Linked DNA regions of Homo sapiens: region 2 is linked to region 1. A link is an interaction called in ENCODE POLR2A ChIA-PET data of the cell type or tissue named here. Cell type or tissue: Panc1. All regions are shown on one strand. Links, peaks and the distances in the headings refer to the core of each region. The heading gives the core; the rest is flanking DNA.

The links. Peaks named below come from ENCODE experiments on the same cell type or tissue, not always from the same donor. Only the 100,000 strongest peaks of a DNase experiment are listed, where the experiment ranks them.
Region 2: POLR2A ChIA-PET joins it to region 1 with 5 read pairs; 3 of 35 experiments call an interaction of 5 or more read pairs at or near these places.

The regions. Positions count from the first base shown.
Region 1 is chr3:186,878,827-186,887,918 of GRCh38, reverse strand. No RefSeq gene overlaps it. Among named protein-coding and RNA genes, the nearest start is that of ADIPOQ-AS1, 22 kb to the right of the region's middle. RefSeq lists enhancers at 1-445, 446-1,409, 6,861-7,361, 7,362-7,862. In Panc1, for the core only: no CTCF peak of the experiment used is centred there; a DNase peak (open chromatin) is centred at 4,928.
Region 2 is chr3:186,966,306-186,975,397 of GRCh38, reverse strand. The region is part of intron 2 of ST6GAL1 (ST6 beta-galactoside alpha-2,6-sialyltransferase 1); the gene reads right to left. Among named protein-coding and RNA genes, the nearest start is that of ST6GAL1, 40 kb to the right of the region's middle. In Panc1, for the core only: no CTCF peak of the experiment used is centred there; a DNase peak (open chromatin) is centred at 3,718.

The sequences.
Region 1 (9,092 bases), core at 2,457-7,456:
GTTCATTATTACACTTTAAAATTGTTGCCAAGCAAATGATCAGGGACTAATTTTTACTTTCAAGTTATTGGTTCAAGGACTACCTGTGGGGAAAAGCAAGAGAGATCAGATTGTCACTGTGTCTGTGTAGAAAGAAGTAGACATGGGAGACTCCATTTTGTTATGTACTAAGAAAAATTCTTCTGCCTTGAGATTCTGTGACCTTACCCCCAACCCCGTGCTCTCTGAAACATGTGCTGTGTCAAACTCAGGGTTAAATGGATTAAGGGCGGTGCAAGATGTGCTTTGTTAAACAGATGCTTGAAGGCAGCATGCTCGTTAAGAGTCATCACCACTCCCTAATCTCAAGTACCCAGGGACACAAAAACTGCGGAAGGCCGCAGGGACCTCTGCCTAAGAAAGCCAGGTATTGTCCAAGGTTTCTCCCCGTGTGATAGTCTGAAATATGGCCTCGTGGGAAGGGAAAGACCTGACCCTCCCCCAGCCCGACACCCGTAAAGGGTCTGTGCTGAGGAGGATTAGTATAAGAGGAAGGCATGCCTCTTGCAGTTGAGACAAGAGGAAGGCATCTGTCTCCTGCCCGTCCCTGGGCAATGGAATGTCTCGGTATAAAACCTGATTGTATGTTCCATCTACTGAGATAGGGAAAAACCGCCTTAGGGCTGGAGGTGGGACATGCGGGCAGCAATACTGCTTTGTAAAGCATTGAGATGTTTATGTGTATGCATATCTAAAAGCACAGCACTTAATCCTTTACCTTGTCTATGATGCAAAGACCTTTGTTCACGTGTTTGTCTGCTGACCCCCTCCCCACTATTGTCTTGTGACCCTGACACATCCCCCTCTCAGAGAAACACCCACGAATGATGAATAAATACTAAGGGAACTCAGAGGCTGGCAGGATCCTCCATATGCTGAACGCTGGTTCCCCGGGTCCCCTTATTTCTTTCTCTATACTTTGTCTCTGTGTCTTTTTCTTTTCCAAGTCTCTCGTTCCACCTTAAGAGAAACACCCACAGGTGTGGAGGGGCAACCCACCCCTTCAACTACCCACCCTGGGAAGCGGGAACCCACACCCTTGATCCCCAGGAGTACTGGGCTTGTGTTGCAAATGCTCAGGAGACTCTTTTTTTTCCTTTACCCAGACACAGGCTGAAACAAATGAGTTGCTTTGTTTTTTTTCTAGGATGAGGGTGGGAAGAGCATTGCTTTCTAGTCCACTCTTATTATGTTCTGAATTCTCACTTCATCAGGGCACAAGTTCCTTACTCCTTGCATTGTAATGTGTTAAAAGCCATGCCCCTGGGTTGCTGAGACCAAGGCCCCAAGACAGCCTTAGCCCGAGCCCATAATGATTGCTCCAGTTACCTCTCTCTCTATTTTTGGCCCCTGGTGATTTTCTTCACTTTTCTGTTAGTTCAGGTGTGCATTTAAAAGAATGTGGACGATATTTTATTCAACTCTTTCAGAGGTTTTGAAGAGGGAACTACTTTAGGTTGTCTAGTATGATGTCATTCCCTTGTTTCAAAGCTGCCAGGGCACATATTCCCCAGAATGCAGGAATTCCTGGAGGTTTGTTCTGCATCCCCACACTGAGGGGTTTCTGTGCTGGGTTGGTTGCTCTGTATCTGGCCTCTGTCTTATGGGGAGGGAATCTGCTCCACAGACAGCCCCATGAGTCGTGCTCAAGTTCATTCTTACCATGCTCAGGACAGTGACCCTGGGACCCAGTCTATGTCCACTCCTCATCAGTAATAGGAGCCCCTTACCCACCCGGACCTTTCTGATTTGAGGACTGGGTCAATAATCGTCCATAATGATTGCAACTGGAAGTTACTAATTTATTCTATGCTAGTGGGTCAATAAGGAATGGCTGTGGTCTGAGAAACTATGTGTTTCTCAGGGTGGGGGAACAGGAATTCATATGGAATTGCAAGGGACCCCAAAGAGTCAAAACAATTTTAAAGAAGAACAAAGTTGAAGGACTCATTTTCTAATTTCACAACTTACTACCAAGTTTCAGTATCAAGACAGAGTATCACTGACAAAAGGATAGACATATAGATCAATGGAATAGAACTGAGAGTCTAGAAATAGATCTCACATTTAGAGTCAATTGATTTTTAGCAGAAGTGCTAAGACAATTCAATAAATGGTGCTGAAACAATTGGATATGTACATCCAAAAGAATGAAGTTGGACTCTTACCTTATACCACACACAAAAGTTAACTCAAAATGGATTAAAGACCTAAACAGTCTCCCTCTCCCATTAAAGACCTAAACAGTCTGCCTCTGCCTCTGCCTCTGCCCCTGCCCCTGCCCCTGCCCCTGCCCCTGCCTCTGCCTCTCCCCACGGTCTCCCTCTCCCTCTCTTTCCACGGTCTCCCTCTGATGCCTAGCTGAGGCTGGACTGGACTGCTGCCATCTCGGCTCACTGCAACCTCCCTGCCTGATTCTCCTGCCTCAGCCTGCCGAGTGCCTGCGATTGCAGGCACGCGCCGCCACACCTGACTGGTTTTCGTATTTTTTTGGTGGAGACGGGGTTTCGCTGTTGGCCGGGCTGGTCTCCAGCTCCTGACCGCGAGTGATCCGCCAGCCTCGGCCTCCTGAGGTGCCAGGATTGCAGACGGAGTCTTGTTCACTCAGTGCTCAATGTTGCCCAGGCTGGAGTACAGTGGCGTGATCTCGGCTCGCTACAACCTCCACCTCCCAGCCACCTGCCTTGGCCTCCCAAAGTGCCGAGATTGCAGCCTCTGCCCAGCTGCCACGCCGTCTGGGAAGTGAGGAGCGTCTCTGCCTGGCCGCCCATCCTCTGGGATGTGAGGAGCCCCTCTGCCCCGCCGCCCCATCTGGGAGGTGAGGAGCGTCTCTGCCCGGCCGCCCCGTCTGAGAAGTGAGGAGCCCCTCCGCCCAGCAGCCACCCCGTCTGGGAAGTGAGGAGCGTCTCCGCCCGGCAGCCGCCCCGTCCGGGAGGGAGGTGGGGGTCAGCCCCCCACCCGGCCAGCCGCCCCGTCCGGGAGGTGAGGGGCGCCTCTGCCCGGCCGCCCCTACTGGGAAGTGAGGAGCCCCTCTGTCCGGCCACCACCCCGTCTGGGAGGTGAACCCAACAGCCCATTGAGAACGGGCCATGATGACAATGGCGGTTTTGTGGAATAGAAAAGGGGGAAAGGTGGGGAAAAGATTGAGAAATCGGATGGTTGCTGTGTCTGTGTAGAAAGAAGTAGACATGGGAGACTTTTCACTTTGTTCTGTACTAAGAAAAATTCTTCTGCCTTGGGATCCTGTTGATCTGTGGCCTTACCCCCAACCCTGTGCTCTCTGAAACATGTGCTGTGTCCACTCAGGGTTAAATGGATTAAGGGCGGTGCAAGATGTGCTTTGTTAAACAGATGCTTGAAGGCAGCATGCTCGTTAAGAGTCATCACCACTCCCTAGGAAAACCAGAGACCTTTGTTCTCTTGTTTATCTGCTGACCTTCCCTCCACTATTGTCCTATGACCCTGCCAAATCCCCCTCTGCAAGAAACACCCAAGAATGATCAATTAAAAAATAAAATAAAATAAAATAAAAGACCTAAACATAAGAGGTGAAACCATAAAACTCTTAGCAGGCTGGGAGTGGTGGCTGAAGCCTTGTAATCCCAGCACTTTAGGAGGTCAAGATGGGCAGATGGCTTGAGCCGAAGAGTTTGAGACCAGCCTGGGCAACGTGGCAAAACCCTGTCTCTACAAAAAATACAAAAATTAGCCTGGCGTGGTGATACACACCTGTAGTCCCAGCTACTAGGGAGGCTGAGGCAAGAGGATTGCTTGAGCCTGGGAAGACAAGGCTGCAGTGATCCGTGATCAAGCCATTGCACTCCAGCCTGGGAGACAGAGAGAGACTCTGTCTTGAAAACTAACTAAATAAACAAATAAAAGCAAGAATCTAAATTGGCACTTCTGCAAAGAAGATACACAAATGGTCAGTAACCACAAAAATAATGCTCAACATCATTAGTTCTCAAGGAACTGCAAATCAAAACCACAATCAGATATCACTTCACACCCACTAGGATGGTTATAATTTAAAAGACAGATAAGAGCAAATGTTGATGAGAATGTAGAGAAACTGAAACTCTCATGCACTGATGCCAGGAAGGTAAAATGGTACAATGCCTGGGTGACAGAGTGGAGAATCTGTCTCAAAGAAAAAGAAAAATCTTGAAATCGTGTCTTGTGACTTTGGAAAACAGCCTGGTAGTTCTTCGAAATGTTAAACATAGTTACCATTCCTAGGTGTATGTATACCCAGAGAAATGAAAATATATGCATACACAAAAACTTGTACACAAATGCTCTTAGCAGCATTATTCATAATAGTCCCAAAGTGAAAACAACCCAAATGTCCATCAACTAATGAATGGACAAATGTAATGTAGTACAGTAGTGCTTCTTCTCATCCGCAGTTTCACCTTCTGCAGTTTCAGTTACATACAGTCAATTGCATTGGGAAAATGTGAAATGAAAAACTCCAGAAATAAACAATTTATGAGTTTTAAATTGTGCAGGCCAGGTGCAGTGGCTCACTCCTGTAATCCCAGCATTTTGGGAAGCCAAGACAGGCAGATCACTTGAGGCCCAGAGTTCAAAACCAGCTTAGCCAACTTGGTGAAACCTCATCTCTACAAAATATACAAAAAGTAGCCAGGCATGGTGGCGCATGCCTGTGGTCCCAGCTGCTTGCGGGGCTGAGGCGGGAGGATTGCTTGAACCTGGGAGGCAGAGGTTGCAGTGAGCAGAGACTGAGCCACTGTGCTCCAGCCTGGGTGACAGAGTGGAAACGCTGTCTCAAAAAAAAAAAAAAAAAGTTTGAAACTGTGTCTTGTTCTGAGTAGCATGATAAAATCTTATGTCATCCCACTCCATCCTTCCCAGGAAGTGAATCATCCCTTTGTCCTGTGCATCTATGTTCTCTATAACACCATTAGTCACTTAGTAACTATCAGATTGACAGTTACAGTATCACAGTTCTTGTATTCAAGTCACCCATATTTTTCTTGATAATGGCCCTAAAGCACAAAAGCAGTGATGCTGGCATATTTTTATGAATTGTTCTATTTAGTTATTGCTGTTGTTAATATCTTACTGAGCCTAATTTATTTTTATTTCTATTTTTATCTTATAATTTATAAATTAAACTTTATCCTAAGTATCTATATATAGAAAAAAACATAGTATATATAGGATTTGGTGCTATCTGTGGTTTCAAGCATTCCCTGGAGAACTCGGAACATATGCCCCCCAGATAAGAGGAAACTACTGTGTATCCACATAAGGGAGTATTAAGCAATTGAAAGAAATAAAGTACTGGTAAATGCTATAACATGGATGAACCTTCAAAACATTATACTAAGTGAAAGAAGCCAGTCGTGAAACATCATAGTGTAATGCATTACATGAAATGTCCAGGCTAGGCAATCTATAGGAACAGAAACTAGATTAGTAAAAGCTAAGACTGGAGGATTTCAGAGGAAATGAGGAGTAGCTGCTGATAGGTATGAGGTTTCCTTTGGGGATGATAAAATTCGTCTAAAATTGGTTGTACTGATGGTTTCACAATTCTGTGAAACCCAAAAAGCATTGACTGGCAGGAGAGGGGATTCCTTTAAACGGGTGAATTGTGTGGTATGTAAACTATATTTCAATAAAGCTCTTACAAGAAAAAAAAAAGATGGCTATGACATGATTCTTGCTTTGGAAGAGCACGACTCAGACATTTTGAATCCTCTGCATTCCTATAAAAATTTCTGAATTGTTTTAGTGTCTTCCAATAAAAGAGGAAACAGCGGGTACAGAAGAGAATCAATAGAAACATCCACTAAAATATAAAAAGGATTACAAAATAAAAGAGTTTCACCAACACTCCAGGCAACGGGGCTAGAGATTAACATCAGCTCTATTTATACTGTTTGCGCATAATTGCATATGGTTACACATGCTTAAGTTGACTAAAAATTACATCTAGGCCGGGCACGATGGCTCACATCTGTAATCCCAGCACTTTGGGAGGCTGAGGTGGGCAGATCACTTGAGGTCAGGAGTTCGACGCCAGCCTGGCCAACATGGTGAAACCCCATCACTACAAAAATACAAAAACTGGCTGGGTGCGGTGGCTCATGCCTGTAATCCTGGCACTTTGGGAGGCCGAGGCTGGCGGATCACGAGGTCAGTAGTTCGAGACCAGCCTGACCAACATGGTGAAACCCCGTCTCTACTAAAAGTACAAAAATTAGCCAGGTACGGTGGCACATGCCTGTAATCCCAGCTACTCAGGAGGCTGAAGTAGGAGAATCACCTGAACCTGGGAGGCAGAGGTTGCAGTGAGCCAAGACTGCACCACTGCACTCCAGCCTGGTGACAGAGCGAGACTCCATCTCAAAAAAAAAAAAAAAAATTATCTGGGTGTGGTTGCGTGCATCTGTAATTCCAGCTACTGGGAGGCGGAGGCACAAGAATTGCTTGAACCCAGGAGGCGGAGGTTGCAGTAAGCTGAGATCGCGCCACTAGACTCCAGCCTGGGTGATGGATACTCTGACTCAAAAAAATTTAAAAAAATTATAAAAAATTACATCCAGGTCAGTGATTCTCAAACCTTGGTGTGCTTACCTGAAGAGCTTTTAAAAACACATATTGCTGGGCTCCACCCCAAAAACTTCTGATTCGATAGGTTTGGGATAGATCCCAAATTATTTGCATTTCTACAAAGTTCCCACGCTGATGCTGCTGGTCTGAGAACCGCTTGGAAAACTACTGGCTCAGATCTTTTCAAGATGTCATTCTCAGCTCATCTTCATCTCATTAGGTTAAAGAAGTCCTCTAGATGTTGGGAAAGTCAAGACGCACGAGACAGGCTTCCTGACAATGGTAGCTAACGCTCTGGCACTCAGAGAGGGCAAATCAGATGCACCAGGGCCTCTTCTACTTGTTAAAACTACATCTTACACCATGTTGCTTCCTATTATAACAGTAGCTGTTGCAATTTTGTTCATTCTGCCTCATATTGCAACAAAGAAGATTCTGGAGTAGCTTTTTTCTGTTGGCGCTTATTGAGAGTGGAGGAAAATAATGAAAGCCATCGCCCCTAATCACAAGGCATCAAAGCTGTTTTTAGGGGCATGTTTCTCAGCAAGATTTCCTCGAAGAGAAACCAAGGGCTTGGTCATCACTAGAACTTCACCTCTGAAATCTTACCTCACATCTGCAAATCATTCTCTCTCTCACTCACTCTCACTGTACCTTCTTTTTCTCTTTGCATTTCTGTTATGTTTGTTTCCTCCTTTCTACCAATCTGTTGAATCTGTGTAGGCCTCCGTGGCTGTACCCATTGTTGAATACCTAAGCTATTTTCACAGGCCTCCTAGGATCCAGCACCCTACCTGTCCAATGCTAAATTAGTGCTATAACCACCACTTTTCCAGTCCTACACCCGAGCCCTTTGTTTTACCCTCTCAATCTTCTGCCAGACTAGAGAGGGACAGTCATCATGCTGCAGGTTTAGAGTAGAATTGAAACCAACTTGTCTTTTTTAAGCCCATATTTACTCCTATTGCAAGAGATACTTGGTGCTGCCAATTCCTGAAACTTTTGTGTGTTTTGGGAAACATATATAGTACTTCTTTGCATTTTCCCTGCCAGCTTAAGAGTAACTTTTTCAGTCTGCTAAATCATTATCATTAGTTATGCCTGCAAGTTGTTATTGCCCCTGTCTACCCTCTTCTTCATTTGCTTTTGTGCAAACATTTATGCTTTTTAAAAAAATTTGCTGTTGTTTTAGTGGAGTTTGGAGAAACAGCAGAGGCAAATACATGTGTTAATTTCAGCATCTTTATCAAAAGCCTTGCATGTTTCCTCCTAGAGAGAGAGAGTGTGTGTGTGTGTGTAATGATTGTGAGATTCATCAGACTGATGTTTGTGGCTTTAGGCCATTCAATATTACTATTTTACAGTATCCTATTGTTTGACTATATAAAACTTTATTCATTCCTTTTTTGATGCACATTTGGGTTGTTTCCAAGTTTTGCTCTTACAAAACAATCTGCTATAAAAATTATTGTGTGTGTCTCCTTGTACACCTGCGTGAGAGTTTCTCTTAAAATGGTGGAAGATAGAATGGATTGTAAACTATAAGCCTCTTCAGCTCTGGCAGATAATATGAAATGGATTTCCAAAGTGATTTGATCAACTTACACTCCTACCAGCAATTAATAATGACTTTACACTTATGTTAACCCTTGGTATTATCAGATTTTTAAAATTTTTGCCAATCTAGTGGGTTTAAAAGGAACAAATGATCATTGGTGGATGCAAAAACTATTGCTTGTAAATTGCAAAAAGAAAAATGGACCACTACAATGGAGAGATCTGTCTGTCACCACCTTAGCTGAGTGACCAAATTTGACATCACTAACAATAAGACTATCTGGCATTATGGGTCCCCTGATGTAATGCAATATTAATTATCATGGATTTACCTATAGAATAATTCTTGTCAGAAATTATAACCCGAATTAATCAAGCTCCAGGAGAAGCTTCCACTTTACAAGAAGGTAAATGGGATCAAGTAGCAAGGTGACTGTTACTATGAGGAAACAGACAAAGCCAGAATACAGGACTTTCCATATCCGCTGTGATGACTTTAGAAAATCAGTATCATAAAGGAGGAAGGTAACTGTGTTAGATTAAATGAGACTAAAAGGACAAAACAAAACACACTTTTTGATTAAATCCTAATTGGGATAGAAGAGAAATTTGGCGACTGGGAAAGTTTGAGCATTGGGCAGATAAAAGATAATATTAATGAATTATTGTTAATTTATACAGGTATAAAAATGTAATAGATATTGATAAATTTAATAATTATAATAAATATAATTATAAATTTAATAGTTTTCTCCAGGGTATGTGTATATTGTTAAAATTGTACATTGTAAAAATTTCACCATATTTGCTTTAATAATGGTTAAATCTAGATAATGCAGAATGGATATAAAGAGAATAATTGTATGGTTCTATTTTTATGTCTTTTTGAAATTTTTAATTACATATCATAA
Region 2 (9,092 bases), core at 1,331-6,330, 89 kb before region 1:
GGACCCTCACAACAGTCTCCCAACCCATCCCTTGCTTATCTTCTCACAAAAGATTAATCTCCTGAAGTCCAGCTCTGAATCATTAAGCTCCTCCTCAGACACTGAAATTGCATCTTCCATGTTTACTCCATTAAGTGCAAATGCCTCTCAGTCTAGTATACAAGGCCATACTCCCACTCACTCCCCAGCCTCCAAGCAACACCCACCGTGCACACAGGCACCCGCTTCCCTGGATTCACCCTGGCCACCGGCCCTGACGTTGCCTGCACTCCTTTCCTCCCTCAGCGCACCCTCGCCCCAATTTCACCTGTCAAATCTTTGCACTGTAAACAGCAGACCCACGCTCCTCTTTTCCAAGATCCTGCATCCAGGCCTGCCAAAGCCCAGAGCTATTTGTAGATGTTGGCGAGGACACGTCTCTCTGTCTGCTCAGTCAATAATTCACTGCAATACCAGGTATTGCAAAAGAAGGCCTTTGCCTTGCCTTCCAATAAGAGTTACAGGGTAGAAAGCAGAAACCTGCCCTGCAGCTGCCATGAACCCCACCTGAGCAGGCAAGTTAGGCTACACTTGACAGTGGAAGCTCATCAGCCACAGTGAAGCAGCCCCCACCACTTGTTTATTTATTTATTTCCCTTTGCACCCAACCCTGCTGTGGGCGCCCCCCCCCCAACCAGGCTCTCAGTAAATACTAATTGAATTAATTAATTAATTAATGAGATCTTCCTGCTGGGAGCACAGAACTAATCCCATAAAAACAAAAATAATTCTCCTGTCTTTTGCATCTAAAGCTGACCCCACTAATGACGGAAATGTTCTATAACTGGATTGTGGTGACAACTGCACAGCTCAGTAAGTTTACTAAAAAAAATCACTGAATTGTATACTTAACATGGGTTGATTTCATGGAATATAAACTGTACCTCAATAAAGTTGTCTTTAAATATCTGTATGATGATCAAAACCACCATGGTCCATGGTGGCTCACTGTTCGGCTGAGTGATAAAGTGAGTTATGAGCTAACCCAAAAATAAACAACAGAAAAGATGCTCCGGGTCTGTAAGGTGTGGGATCCAAGCTCAGTCGGTTCCTGCAGTATCGGCAGCACCTGTGGATGGTTGGATATGGGTAATCTCAAGGAACGGTCTAGGCTGTTGGAGGCGGGGTGAGGGCCCTGGGGTGGCCAGGCGCCTGGTCAGCCTATAGTCAGGATATAGCATAAAGTGGACTGATCCTACTGAATCTTCCACACTGGCCTCTCCAGTGGCCCAAAGCTAGAGAGTCAAACCCCAGGATGAAATCACTTTCCCGAGGAAGTATCTATCCACTGGCTTCCCAGGCTGTGGTTCATTCACGCAACACCACAGAGCTTCCTCCACAGCAACCCCCACAATTCACGGTTTCACATTTGATTGTGTTACTATTTAATTAGCATTTGTCTCTCTCTCTTTAGCTCACATGCTACAGGAGGTCAAGCGCCATGGCTCATGTGTTCACAGTGCCCAGCACAGAGGCAAGCACACAGTAGGTGTTCATTTAAAAAGTCGATTGAATGCTGAATGAGTGAATGGACACTCTTCGCTGACTGAACTTGGGTAAGGCACATGTCCCGTTTTCTTTCAGTGCAGCACTGCCCTACAGCTGGGTGTTCATGAAGAGGGCCTCCAGGAGAGGAGGAGAGGCAAAGAGTTAGGAGAGGGAGCCAACACTCCCTAAGACACTTCTCCACTTTGCCCTCACAACAATCTACAAACCAGCTATTATTATTGCTCTGTCTACAGGTGAGGCAACTGAGGCATTGCAATTGGAACTCAGATCTGTCAGGCTAGAAACCTCTCTTTCCCAGACACCCCTGATGGGCAAGGGTGAGATGAAGTGGATGGGAGTCTCTACAATGCAGTCAAGGTTACTGCTGCACAGGCAGGGGGTTGAAAATCTGAGGGCCAGTGCAATCATGTGCTATCCTCCAAGGTCCAGTCCCCTGTGTCATCCTCCTCCTGCCTCTTCCTGCAGTATATGTGAGCCAGCCCTGAGTGCACAGGAGACTCAGAAAACAGAAGAGGGCCGGGCGCAGTGGCTCACGCCTGTAATCCCAGCAGTTTGGAAGGCCAAGACGGGCAGATCACGTGAGGTCAGGAGTTCAAGACCAGCCTGACTAACATGGTGAAACCCTGTCTCTACTAAAAATATAAAAATTAGCTGGGCATGATGGCGGGCGCCTGCAATCCCAGCTACTCAGGAGGCTGAGGTGGGAGAATCACTTGAACCCAGGAGGCGGAGGTTGCAGTGAGCTGAGATTGTACCATTGCACTCCAGCCTGGACAACAAGAGCAAAACTCCATCTCAAAAATAAAAATAATGAATAAATAAATAGAAGGGTATCTTCCCAGCGGTGATCCAGAGCCTGAGCCCACTCACAACTGGGGAGCCCATGGCCAATGCAGGTCTCCAAAGACCTCTCCATTCCCCCTGGAAATACACTCACTTCTCAATACTCCATTTCCCATCTCAACATCCCAAACTGCTCCTGTCCCAGAGAAAGCTCATGGCAAATCCTCCTCTTCTTCCCACATGCTCCTAAGGGGAGACACCAAGGTGTTTGCCCAGCTATAGGGCAGTGCTACACTGAAATCAAACAGGGAGTATGTGCCTTACCCCAGTTCGTCAGTGAAGAGTGCCCACTCACTCATTCAGCATTCAATCAACTTTTTTAAATAAACACCTACTATGTGCATGCTTCTGTGCTGGGCACTGTGAACACATGAGCCGTGTTATGTGGCGTCATGTGTGTGCCACATGAGGTTCTATCCACCCTAGTGCAGGTAATGTACACATAGTAACAAGCAGTGGCCGGGCATGGTGGCTCACGCCTGTAATCCCAACACTTTGGGAGGCCGGGGCGGGCAGATCACAGGAGGTCAGGAGTTTGAGACCAGCCTGGTCAACATGGCAAAACCCTGTCTCTACTAAAAACACAAAAAATTAGCTGGGTGTGGTGGCCCGTGCCTGTAGTCCCAGCTACTTGGGAGGCTGAGACATGAGAATCACTTGAACCCGGGAGGTGGAGGTTGCAGTGAGATGACATCCCTCCCAGGCGCACTCCAGCCTGGGTGTCAGAGTGAGACCCTGTCTCAAAAAAAAAAAAAGAAAGTAAGAAAGTAGCAGGTAGCATAGCATAATGACTAAGAGGACAGACCTGGGTGTCCTACTCCCCAGGTTCAAATTCCAACTTACTAGCTATGAGACCTCTCTATGCCTGTTTCCTCATTTATAAAATGGAGTTATAAATTGTACCCAATTCTTAGGGTTGTCATGGGGATTAAGTGAATTAATATACATAAAACACTTAGAGCCTGGTCCATAAGAAGTGCAATATCATCATTCACTGTCATTGTTCGTTTCTTTCCCCAGTGCATTGAAGTTGCCTCTCCATCTGTAAGAGGAAAGAGTAGAAGATGCTGAGCTAGGGAAGGCTTGAGGCCATGGCAGCTGCCCTTGGCACTGTATGATCTCTAAACACTGAGAAAACAGTCCTCCTGGGCCAACTCTAGAGGTTTCTTCAACTAGGCTGCCAGTAAGTAGAGATGTTGGCACGCTGGCACCAGGGAGGAACAGGGTGGAAAGCACAGTGAAAAATCAGCACTTACAGGATGTTTGCTCATCTGTGAACAAAAACAATCCTCCCTGGAAAAATACACAGCTCTATAAAATATCACTTTTCATGGGCTACCCAGGACAATGACTAAAGATTTCCTATAACTGGTGAACTGGGCTGAAGAACAAGGAAGTCAGATTCCTGGGGCAGCTCTGAAAATGATGGGAGGGGGTTTGTCAGCACCAAATCTTCTTGCTTCCAACACTTAAGGAGTACAGGCTGTGGTCTAGATTCAGACAGCCAGACTGGGGGAGCAGAAAGAGAGGCACACAACCAGCTGTTAGGGAAACACAAATTAAGACCACAATAAGATATCACTACACATCTATTAAAACAGCTAACGTTGGGGGGGCACAGTGGCTCACGCCTATAATCCCAGCACTTCAGGAGGCCGAGGCACGTGGATCACCTGAGATCAGGAGTTCGAGACCAGACTGGCCACTGGCCAACATGGCAAAACCCCGTCTCTACTAAAGATACAAAAAAATTAGCCAGGCATGGTGGCGCACACCTGTAATCCCAGCTACTCAGGAGGCTGAGGCAGAAGAATCGCTTGAACCCGGGAGGTGGAGGTTGCAGTGAGCCAAGATAGCACCACTGCACTCCAGGCTGGGTGACAAGAGTGAAACTCCGTGTCCAAAAACAAGGGAACAGCTAAAGTTGAGAAAAAGTGACAACACCAAATGCTGGCAAGCATGTGGAGGAAGTGGATTATGTTGCTGGTGGGCATGTAAAGTGATACAGCCCCTCTAGGAAATGGTTTGGCCGTTTCTTCAAAAACAAAATAATATGCTCACCATGCAACTTAGCAATTGAACTCCTCGGCATTTATATCAGAGAAGCAAAAATTTATGTCCACACAAAAATCAGAACACAATTGTTCATAGCAGCTTAACTTGTAATAGCCAAAAACTGAAATTAAGCAAAATGCCCTTCCATAGGCAAACAATTAAACTGTGATACATGCATACCATGGAATACTATTCGGTAATTTAACAAAAAGAGCAAACTATTGATAAATTCAACAATTTTAGTAGACCTGAAGGGCATTATGATGAGTGCAAAAAAGCCAACCTCAAAAGGTTGTATATTGTATGATCCTATTTAGAGAATATTCTCCAAAGGCAAAATTATAGAAGTGAAAAACAGAGGTGGGGGCAGGGTGACAAAAAAGGGTCAGCACAAGGAAGACCTTTTTGATGATAAAATAGTTCTGTATCCACCGGGCGCAGTGGCTCACATCTATAATCCCAGCACTTTGGGAGGCTGAGGCAGGCGGAGCATGAGATCAGGAGACAGAGACCATCCTGGCTAACACAGTGAAACCTTGTCTCCACTAAAAATACAAAAAAAAAAAAAAATTTGCCGGGCGTGGTGGCAGGCACCTGTAAACCCAGCTACTTGGGAGGCTGAGGCAGGAGAACTGCTTGAACCTGGGAGGCGGTGGTTGCAGTGAGCTGAGATCGCGCCACTGCACTCCAGCCTGGGTGACAGAGTGCAACTCTGTCTTAAAAAAAAAAAAAAAAAGAAAAAGAAAAGAAAAAGAAATAGTTCTCTATCTTGATTCTAGGGATGCCTATACTAACCTACACACAAGAGAAAATGACACAAACTATACACATGTTGTACCAATCTCAGATGGCTGGTTTTGATATTGTACTATAATTATGTAAGAAGAAACAAGAAACTAAAGGAAGGATGCATCAGGAGTCTCTGTACTATCTTTTCAACTTCCTGTGCATCTACAATCGTTTCCAAATAAAAAGTTAAATAAAAAGAAAAGGCACCCAGCCAGTAAGAAAACTGGGATTCCAGTTCAGACTCTTCGCTCCAAAATCCTGGTGTTCCAACCAGGTCAAATTATTCATAGTACTGTGTGTACCACGACGTTTCCTGTTTCCATGCCTTGGCACATACGAACTTCTACTGAGGCTACCCTTCCCTCGCCTAGATAACTTTTCATTTCCTTTAAGATCCAATTCATATAGCTTCTCCTTAAGGAAGCTTCCTTGACTCCCCATCCTGAGATCACCGCTCTTCCTCTGCACTTCCTGTGCACAGCACTTATTCAACTGAATTGCAATAATTAGCTTACTTGCTTCCATCTCCTGTCATGTACAAGCCACAGAATTGGAGAACAATTTTGCAAAGCATATCCAATAAAGGACTTATCTGTAGAATATATAAGGAAACCTTACAACTCAATCATAAGAAGACAAACAACCCAATTTTCTTTAAATGGGTAAAAAAATCTAAACATTTCACCAGAGGAGCCATCCAGGTGGCAAACAAAGCACATAAAAATGAAGCTCAATATCATTAGTGTTTACGGGAATGCACAAAAAAACACAATGAGATATCACCATACACCTATTAAAATGAAAAAGATGGGCTGCGCGCTGTGGCTCACGCCTGTAATCCCAGCACTTTGTGGGGCTGAGGCGGGCAGATCACTTGAGGTCAGGAGTTCAACACCAGCCTGGCTAACATGGTGAAACCCCGTCTCTACTAAAAATACAAAAATAGGCCAGGCATGGTGGCCAGGTGCCTGTAATCCCAGCTACTCAGGAGGCTGAGGCAGGAGAATCGCTTGAACCCCGGAGGCAGAGGTTGCAGTGAGCTGAGATTGCGCCACTGCATTCCAGCCTGGCCCACAGAGTGAGAATCTGTCTCAAAAAAAAAAAAAAAAAAGAAAAAGAGAAGAAAGAAAAAAAGAAAAAGAAAAAGATAGATCATACCAAGTGTTGGCAAGGAAGTGAAGTGCCTGGAATTCTAGTACACAGCTGGTGGTGATATAAAATGGTACCCGTGCTCTAGGCAACAGTTTGGCAGCTTCTTTAAAAGTTAAACAAACGCCCACCACATGACCCAGCCACTCTACTCTTAGGAGATTACTCATGAGAAATAAATACTTATGTCCCCACAACATTTTTTTCCACAAATGATTCTAATGGCTTTATTTTAATAGTCCAAAATTTGAAACAACCTAAATGTGTGTCAACAAGTAAATGGATAAATAAATTGTGGTATATCCACAACTAGGACTACTGATACACACAACATTGATGAACAGCAAAATAATTACGCTGAATGAAAAAAAAATGCATGCTGTATAATTCCATTTACATAAAGCTCCAGAAAATGCAAACGAACCTATAGTGTGAGAAAGCAGCTTAGTCCAGTGGTTGCCTGAGGATGGAGGGCAGGAGATGGAAGGGGGCAGGAAGGAGGGATAAAGCTCGGAAGGACACTTTTAGGGGTAATCGTTATGTTCATTAGCTTAATTGTGGGGATAGTTTCATGACCGTATACATATGTCAAAACTCACCAAGTTGTACAATTTAAGTATGTGCAGGGTTTTGTCTGTCAATTACACCTCAATAAGGGTATATAAAACAAGATTAATGGGTACCATCTAATAGGCATCTACTTTGTGGGGAAAAAACTTTATATAAATAATTATTCATCTTCACTCAAGGTAGGTATTATTCGGCCCATTTTACAGATGATGAAACTGGATCAGAAAGCCGGGAGGTCATGCAGCTATGGTCAGGTCAGGCTCAGACCCAAGTCAAATGGCTTCAAAGCTGGGCCACTTTTCTCCGTACTGTGATGCCTTTCTACAGTGGCAAATTCCCAACCTGAAGCCACAGGCCATAACTCCCCGGCCTAAGCAAGACCTCAAAGAAGGCTCCAAATGAGAATGAGGGGCTGGGGCTGCAGGAGATCTCTGGCATCACTAAAATGACACCCTCTCTCTCTTGGATTGCCACTGCCACAAATACCTCCAACAGCCAAAGCCAGCCCATCCCGGGCCAGATGGGCTAAGGCAGGAAGTGGGCTGTGCCGGCTCCCCAGGACACCCTGGCCTCTACTGCCACGGTGGTTTTGTGTCAAGGACCTGACCAGACAGTCAGCAGAACAGACTCCAATTCCTCTCATGCTGCAAATAACATCCTTCCCCTTTCTGGGCCTCCATTTCCTTAAGTGAAAGACGTGATGGCTAACGATCAAGCCTTCCAAGGAGCTCTTTCGGCTGTAATTCATGTTCTGAGTGCCCTGCTGAGCCAAAGCTGAAGGCAGGGCACCACCTCCACGTAGCAGTGCCTCCCCAAATCACTCCCTCTGCCACTCTGCCTCCTCCCCTCAGCCCTGTCCCTCAGTAGGTATCTTCCAAAGACCCTGACTCCCTCCCCCATCTGCTGGTTTGTTCCCCAGTTAGCAAGTTAGGTACTTAAAACTCTGTGTTCGGGCCAGGCGCAGTCGCTCACACTTGTAATCCCGGCACTTTGGGAGACTGAGTCATGTGGATCACCTGAGGTCAGGAGCTCGAGACCAGCCTGGCCAACATGGCAAAACCCCGTCTCTACTAAAAATACAAAAATTAGCTGGGTGTGGTGGCAGGCGCCTGTAATCTCAGCTACTTGGGAGGCTGAAGTAGGAGACTCGCTTGAACCCAGGAGGCGGAGGTTGCAGTGAGCTGAGATTGCGCCACCGCACTCCAGCCTGGGCAACAGAGCAAGACACCGTCTAAAAAACAAACGAACAAACAAAAAAACACCTCTTCAGGAGTCTGGAAACCCTGGACACACAGCTACTTGAGACATAATTTCTCCTTTAGAGTTCTTGAAGGAAAGGCTGGACATGAGTGGTGACAGAACGGACGGAAAAAGAAGGTACTAAACAGCCTTGAAGTATGGAAGCTCCTCCTCTTGTCCCTGTCAGATCTGTATGTCCAAGTGTGGGCCAGAGTTTCTTGCCCAAACAAGCTGAGATATTTGGCAGGGCACATAGTAGGCTTTCAGTAAGTATCTGTGGAACTGAATTAAATCCCCCTAGCCAGAGGAATAATCTCTTCCCGAGTTGCAGAGGAAACGCAAGCATATCTGTCTTTGTGCGCTCCCCGGGAAACAGTTCTGAGAGTCCAGGGACTGACACGCCTGTTGCTTCTAACTGGCGGGGAGATCTGGGGGCCCAGCACCACTGGGCCTCACCTCCTGGGGCATCAGCTGAATGAGAGGACTACACTATAGCACTCTATAAATGCTCCCAGCTCTGGTGCTATCTTACACTACAAGGAAGAGACCTTGGGGTTTGAAAGGAACAGTGTAGCATTTTGCAAAGCTCCAAGCACTTTGAGCTGCAGCTGTTCACAGAGCTTCCGAGATGGAATGATATTCCCCGACGGGAGAGACTCTGTGTGTGGGAACTGCATTTTGGAACTACCACGTGGGCAAGTGCTTGCCATAAAGAGCACTCACTAGCTTTGAGAAGCTGTGGAGGTCACAGACAGCCTTAGTGTATCTCTTTTGCTTATGAGCTGTGAAATCTTGCAGAAGTCTCTTTACCTCTGTGAGACCCAATTTCCACATCCGTGACATGGGATAGATACCTTGTTAGCTCATTGCAGAATTAAATAAGATAATGTAGACAGATT